Regions from separate parts of the Homo sapiens genome. Here regions 1 and 2 are each linked to region 3. Evidence: chromatin loops called from intact Hi-C (ENCODE). Cell type or tissue: heart right ventricle. All regions are shown on one strand.

Region 1 (2,500 bases), 130 kb after region 3:
TGAGCGAGACACTGTCTCAAAAAAAAAAAAAAAAAAAAAAAAAAAAGACTTTTCCTCCTAGAGGGAATTAATTTTAATTTCCAATGTTTTTGCAACACTGCAAATGAAGATTCAAACCATATAATTTGAAGACCAGGCACTCTAGTCTGGAGGTTCTTCACGCCCACTGTTCCAGAAACATTCTCTTATTGTAGTTCCTTAAAATCCTTCTTTTTAGTGACTCTTAGGACTCTCTTGCTTTCTCCCTTTCCTCCTTTCTTCTTTTCATTCACTCAACAAATAATTACTGAGTGCCTGCTGTATGCCAGACACTATTCTAGGTGCTGGGGAATACAGCAGTAAGTAAAACAGGCAAAGCCCAAGTTCTTATTGAGTTGATGTTTTAATGGGGTAGGGGGAGACAATAAAAAAAATGAACAGTAAAACACATAAGACATCAGGTGGGATAAATGCTATGAGGAGAAATAAAGCAGGATAAGTAGAGAGTGAGCAGATGGGGACTGAGTTTTACACAGGGTGCTCAGGAAGGACCACCTGTGGTTTGATAAGGTCACACATTCCAACAGAAACTAGAGGAAGTGAGGGAGGAAGCTGTCTAGGTAACTGGGGAAGGGTACTCAAAGCAGAGGTAACAGTGTCTGCAAAGGCCCCGAGGTGAAGATGTGCCTGGATTCCAGGGACAGCTATGAGGCCAGTGTGGAAGAAGCACGGAGGGTGAAGGGAACAACCAGTAGGAGATGAGTCAAAGAAATAACTGAGGATCAGACATGTAGGCAGGGAATAGACTTTAGATTTTATTCCAAATTATACGGGAAGCATTTGGAGGATTCTGAATACAGAAATGACTTGATCTTTTTAAAATGGCCACTCTGGCTGTTGGGTAGAAAACAGACTATGGGAGTGAATACTTGGAAGTAAGAAGATCAGCCAGGAGGCTGTTCCAACCATCCAGGCAGGGAATGATGGCAGTTTACATCAGGGTGGTGATGGCCGAGGTGGTGAGAAACAGCAAGACTCTGTATCTTCTGAAGGTAGAGCCAGAAGGCTTTGCTATGGACTGATGGGTGTCATTTAATGGTACAAGAATACTGAAAGAAATGCATGCTTGTGGGGATGGAGAATCTAACTTTTCAATTGTTAAATGTGAGATGCCTATCAGATATCAAAATGGATAATGTTAAGCAGGCAGCTAGATATGTAACTCTTAGTTCAGAGGAGAGGTTAAAGCACAATTCCAAATTTGGGAGGCATCGGCTTACAGAGGGTATTTAAAGCAAAGAGAGAAAATTGGTTATAAATAATGGAGATGGTTAACTGATTATGCAGTGGTAGTATATGGAATAGACAGTAATTCTTAAGTGACTAGTTTTCCAATTTGTTCCAATGCTGCCATCTTGTGGTCATTTAATTTTACTTTCTTTAAATTGTTTTTTGTTGTTGGTTTTTTTTTTTTTTTTTTTTTTTTTTGAGACGGAGTTTTGCTCTGTCTCCCAGGCTGGAGTGCAGTGGCGCGATCTGGGTTCACTGCAATCTCTGCCTCCTGGTTTCAAGCGATTCTCCTGCCTCAGCCTCCCGGGTAGCTGGGATTACAGGCGCCCGCCACCACGCCCAGGTAATTTTTGTATTTTTAGTAGAGACGGGGTTTCGCCATGTTGGCCAGGCTGGTCTCGAATTCCTGACCTTGTGATCCACCCGCCTTGGCTTCCTAAAGTGCTGAGATTACAGGCGTAAGTCATCGCGCCCGGCCTAAATTGCTTCTTAAACAGCTTTTTCAAAAAAGCAGTTTAATTGATAAAATTATTTCTAATGATTGGCTTATACACTTTAGAACTAACCACTGATATTAACGAAGTTATAAAGCTAATTATCTTTTTAATACTAGGTTATTTTCCTTTAACAGTAGAGAAACTGATATGTGTATATGTATATTTCAAAGTATTTAAATATTTGTCATATTAACTACAAGGTAGAATGGGACAAGAAGTGGCAGGTAGAAAAAAATAAAAGGTTTGGTAAGTTGCTAATGGTCTCTAAACAAATCTCTTGCTTCTGTGACTTTCTACTGCTGAGAACAGCAGTTGTACTGTGGCTATTCTTCAACAGTGTTCTTAGAAGAATGGCTTCTTACACCACAATATACATACAAATTAACTCTGTAGGCAACTGAGTTTCTGGCAAGAATTACATTTTATGTCCATCTTTATTATTTAGAGATGGGATTATGTGTTCTGGGGGAAAAACTGCTTATAAAAGTAAAACAACTACTTTTAAAAAGTATTTTTCCCAGGAACTATGAAATTGAAATTTTTTTTAATAAGAAAGAATGATAAGTCCCTACGTTTAAGTTCACTTTTGTCATGTAATACTTGGTAAGACAAATTTAATTCGCTTTAATTAAATAGCATATTGCAGGTACCCAAAGGCATTTTGAATAAGTATACTTTGACCAGAATTGTGAGACATTAAAAAGTTTTTGGACTTATGGCACATGAAATACCAT
Region 2 (2,500 bases), 120 kb after region 3:
AACTAGTATTTGCAAGGTAAATCTTCAGACAAGATTCTGAAGTAGTTTTCATATATTTATATTGTGACAGTTTATTATGCCAAATACCATGTTAAGTTAGGTCTTTGAGATACATTTTTTCATTTTATCCTTACAATGATCCAATGAGTAAATCTTATATTATCCAGATGTCACCTATAAATAGACTTAGAGTGAAGAATTGAAGAACAAAGAAATAGGCCAAAAATAGGGCATGCCCTAGGCAGCATCTCTCTCACCAGCAGTTCCCCTCAAAATGGGATTTCAAAGTCAGAGCAACTCAGCCATAGTCACAGAATCATAAAATAGGAAAAATTGTTAGAGGAGACTCAACCTAGTGAAAACTAATATGATGATTATGGGAAAATAATTTAAATCACAAAATACTATGGATAAAAGGACTCTGAATTATATCCAATCAGATTCATGCCTTACACTGAACTTCCACCGTCTATCTCTTTTCATTCATCTCTCTATGTCTTCATTTGCTAGAATTTTAATAGAATTTCAGATACAGAATTTGCTCACTTCCCTTCTTTTTTCCCCCTCCTCTTCAAGTTGAACATTTTTCTTGATCTTTTGGGAGGCAAAAGCTTAACTCAAAAAAAGAAGATGGATCTGTATCTGCATTTATAGGGATATTTGGTCTTTAAGTGGAACTGTATTAGTCCTAACCCCCAGTTAGCTCAGGGGAATTCATCTGCCTTAAGGAGAGAAACTCAGCACTTCCTATTTACTCTTGTGGTGGGGTAATATTTTGACATGTTAATCTCTTACTTCCCTATATTTTCCTCTTGCTCTTTCTCTCCATTCACACAGAAAGTAGGCTCCACGTTCATTGTCCCAGGGAAGGCATATGGCAAGGCAGAAAGTAGCTGAGTCTACAAGTCTTTCTGGCTTTTGTTTTCCAAAACCCTAACCCTTTAGAAGAAAGTGATTTCCAGACAGAGGGTTTTGAAGAAAAAAAAAAGGGAGAAGAAATTTTCTCCAAACTGAAGAGGCTGAAAAGAAATATTATCTGGGTAGCAGGGGTAAGGAATGCTCACCCCTCGATGCCTTGTTAGAGTATACGATTCGATGCCTTGTTAGAGTATACGATTTGATGCCTTGTTAGAGTATACGATTCTCAAGCTGGGTACAAATCCAGGCAAAGGCAGAGGAAAGCTGATGAAAGACTGATGTTAAGTATCCCTACAACTCCCCCTAATGGGGGCTCAGAATCGGAAATTATGTTACTACAGACAACAGAAGGTTATATCTCTAGTACACTTGAGTTTGTGGATTGAGATCACATCTACCATACCAGTTAAAAATTTTTGTTATATTATATGGATATATGTAGCTATAATGACGTCCATCAAAAAACAAAACCTGGAAATAACCTAGTGCTTGATTAAACCAATTATGATATACGCATATATAAAAACCAACTATTTGAAATATTTGTGAGATTGCTTAATTATATAAAGTTATTAAAATATTCTATGATATGAAAATACAAATTAGAAATATGGACAGTATGATCCAATTTTGAAAGAAAAAGGTACAAATAGGCATAAATAATAAACTTGAAGAACATATATAACATGAATGACTTTAATTTTTCCCTTTAAATTTTTCTTCAGTTGTTAAATGTTCTATAAGTAACAGGTATTCTTCTTGTAATAAAAATAATACAATAAAAATAAAATAAAATGCAATTCATTTACACTGAAAATATGACATACTACTTTTATGGAGAAGGTCAGGGAGATAAGACGCCCACCCTTCTCAAACAATTCTGCTGACATGGTGACTGTAATAATTCCTATACCTGCTAGGCTATTATTGCCAAAATGATGCTTAAAGCAAAGCTGGAGAAAGAGCATGAAGATAAAAACATGAAATGTCAGAACTGGATAATAAGAAAAACTAAATATGCACAATTTGGAATGGAGAAAGAGAACAATAACCTTATACATTTTTTTGAATAATGTCTTATATAAAGGAGGTGCTTAGCAAAGAGTGAACAAGCCTGAAAACAAACAAGGAAAGGAAATTAATTGTCTAGCACTCTGGAATATAAAAAGGGCAAAGGAAGTTTTGCTTTATGAACTTGATATATTTTCCAAAGAAAACATTGGTGTATCCGTTAAGGAACTCCAACATATAGACTATTGAATGTCAGATGAGAATTTATGATAATTGGAGGCTATCTGGAGTACCCTGTTAGAAACTAGGATAAGGAATTCTGATTTTGACTTGATAATCAGAAGGTTTACATACCAATATATAATATTAGGATACTTCTGCTGTAAGTTTGGAGGACAACTAGATAGACTGAGGCAAAATGTACTCAAAGAAGAAAAATATTATAATATGGCAACATTTAATTTGAATTGTATTACATATTAAATGTATTTGAACTAGTTATTGCTCAGTGCTTTTCTATATTAACTAATACATGATAATTAAAGTAGGTAACTTACAATCACTCATTATT
Region 3 (2,500 bases):
ACCCAGAGAGTAATCATTTATGTGCTCTAAAGGCAGAAAGTAGTCGATCTTTAAACTATTTTGTCTTCTATTTTGGATTTCTTTTCTATTTTTGCTCATTTTAATTTTATTAAACCTATCTAATGAAATATTTTGATCTCAAACTAGAATTAACAAGTATAGAACAAAATATTTTTATGTATTCATATATGTCTTAGGCCATTTAGGCAGCTATAACAGAATGTTTTAGACTGGGTGGCTTATAAATAAAATTCCAGAGAATTTTATTTCTCTGGAGGCCCAGAAGTTCAAGACCAAGATGCCGTAGATTTGGTGTCTGGTGACAGCCTGCTTTTTGATTCATAGATGGTGCCTTCTAACTGGGTCCTCCCATGTTGGAAGGGGCAAACAAGCGCCCTTGGGTCTCTTAACTAATCTCATTCAGGAGGATTCTGCCCCCAGGACCTAATAATCTCACAAAGGCACCACTTTTTGATACCATCATCTTGGGGGTGAGGATTTCAACCTACAAATTTCAGGGGGATACAAACATTCAGACCCTTCATTATATTTGGTTAAAATGCTGTTAAAAAAAAAAAAAGGTTACTGTATGATGGGAGTGTGATAGAAACAGAAAGCCCATCGGCTGTGAAACCAGAGTTTTTAATCATTTCTGTCATTTCCTGGGTGTCTCTGGTAGCATCCTTAAACTAGGGTGGTGAAGTATGGCTTATGGCTTATGCCTGGGCTCTCAGAGGAATTGTGTGCTTGGCTTCCCTAGGGCCTGTGAGCCTGGGGCAGGACGTGGGTGGTATGAGAGTTTGGACTTAGGCCGGCAGCTGGTAGGGAACATCTATCCTTGCACTCCTGAGATCATTCCCCTGCCAGAGAAGACACAGCTCCTGTTTTGGTCTGATGAATTAAGCTAATTGTGGTGCTTAAACTTAAAAAAAAAAAAAAAAAAAAAAAAAAAAACAGTGACAATTGTTAATTAACTGCAATAAACTGATGATGGGCTGGAAAAATACTAAGTGAAGGGGCAGGGGCCTTTTCCTGGGTAATAGGGGAAAGCTACCTCTGATTTTATAAACTTCGATGATTACTGTGTTGATTTCTGTCCTTACAAATCTGTTAGAGCAGCAAACTCAAAAAGAAATTATCTTACATTGTGTGCATTTTTTTGTGTTGGGAAATGGTGTTCCTTAGAAGCGTGGCACTGTCACTGTGACTTCTACACATTTTTTTATACATGGTACACAGAAACATGTGGGAAGACTTGAGTTGAAGATGTGACTGCTTTCTGAGGTCACATTGGTGGCTTACATGTCCCAAGCCAGGCTCTAGAGTCCTCTGAAGATGTGTACGTTGAGTGGCCACTAGATGGCAACCTGTGGTTCTGGACAGGGTGACTCAGCAGCCTGTTTCACTATTGGGGGCCAGTCCAGGGGCTTTGTGTGTTCAAGACACCCTTTAAAGCAGATTAAACTCTGTATTGGCAACATTAGCTCCCAACCCCAGGTTTTTAATGGGTACCAGAGTTAGTAATATTACTTGTGTTTTTTATGTTTAAAGCACAAGAACTGTTCATTTCCTGCATTTCAGACAGGATCTCTGAGCATCTTTCAAACATAGGGACATCTTTTTGCCAGGATGTTGGGCTTGCTCCCAGGCATGCTGCAGAACTTCACATTTCTTCTCATAGCTCTGCCTAGAGTTTACAGCTAACTTTATTTTCTTTTAACTATGGGGTAGTTATCTAAATGAGTGCTTCCTGCTCTTGAATCTGTTAAAACAAACAACCGCTCTTCTTCTTCGTAGACAGGACTAAACTAAACTACCAGTCAAATCTATGGCTTTGGTCCTTGACCCTCTTTCCGGTGAAGAACAGGGACCTCGACCTTATGTTTTTGGGTTACCCAGTTTCCCTCCTCTTTGACCCTCTCCGATTATTATTAATATTATATTATTATATACACACCATTAAAAAAATCTAACCCTACAGTAGAAAATCTAACCCTATAGTGCGAATTCAGCCCTGCCTCCCAAACTTACTCCTGTTTACTGCTTTCTTGTGTATCTTTCTAGTCCCTGTGACCCCCTCATTGGGATTCTGGCACTAGATCTCTAACTGGCTCTCAATATCTCTTTTCCTTCCCACCAGTCCTTCTCCATGGAGATCAAGAGTGAGCTTGTCAAGATGCAGCCCTGATCGTGGTCTTTCTCATAGTGGCAGGTGGCCTCCATTGTTCCTAGGATGTAATTTTAAAAACCCTCACTGTGGACTACAAAAGCCTTTTATGAGACTGACCCCATGTTCCTCTCAGCATCATCTTATACCTCTTTCCCACTTCCTCTATCCACTCCAGCGACAGTGGCTGTCTTTTAAGTCTGTTGGACTTACCATACTCCCATCTGCTTCTGGGCCTTTGCCTATGCTGTTCCTAATAGACAGAGAGCCTTTCCCACCTCTCCAAAATATCTAGTTCCTGCTTATCTCTCAACTCTCTTAGCTTATGTGTCA

What was found. Peaks named below come from ENCODE experiments on the same cell type or tissue, not always from the same donor. Only the 100,000 strongest peaks of a DNase experiment are listed, where the experiment ranks them.
Region 1: it touches region 3 in a loop (5-fold over the local background); 90 of 110 quality-filtered maps call a loop at or near these places.
Region 2: a loop joins it to region 3, with 3 times the contacts of the local background. A loop is called at or near these places in 88 of 110 quality-filtered maps.

Annotation. Positions count from the first base shown.
Region 1 is chr4:52,024,810-52,027,309 of GRCh38, forward strand. All of the region lies in intron 5 of SGCB (sarcoglycan beta), which reads right to left. Among named protein-coding and RNA genes, the nearest start is that of LRRC66, 5.7 kb to the left of the region's middle. In heart right ventricle, CTCF peaks have their summits at 1,397 (motif pointing left) and 1,599; no DNase peak of the experiment used is centred here.
Region 2 is chr4:52,014,353-52,016,852 of GRCh38, forward strand. All of the region lies in intron 2 of LRRC66 (leucine rich repeat containing 66), which reads right to left. Among named protein-coding and RNA genes, the nearest start is that of LRRC66, 4.8 kb to the right of the region's middle. In heart right ventricle, a CTCF peak has its summit at 1,234; no DNase peak of the experiment used is centred here.
Region 3 is chr4:51,894,635-51,897,134 of GRCh38, forward strand. The region is part of intron 7 of DCUN1D4 (defective in cullin neddylation 1 domain containing 4); the gene reads left to right. Among named protein-coding and RNA genes, the nearest start is that of DCUN1D4, 53 kb to the left of the region's middle. In heart right ventricle, CTCF peaks have their summits at 1,360 (motif pointing right) and 1,566; a DNase peak (open chromatin) is centred at 1,377; H3K27ac peaks cover 413 bases.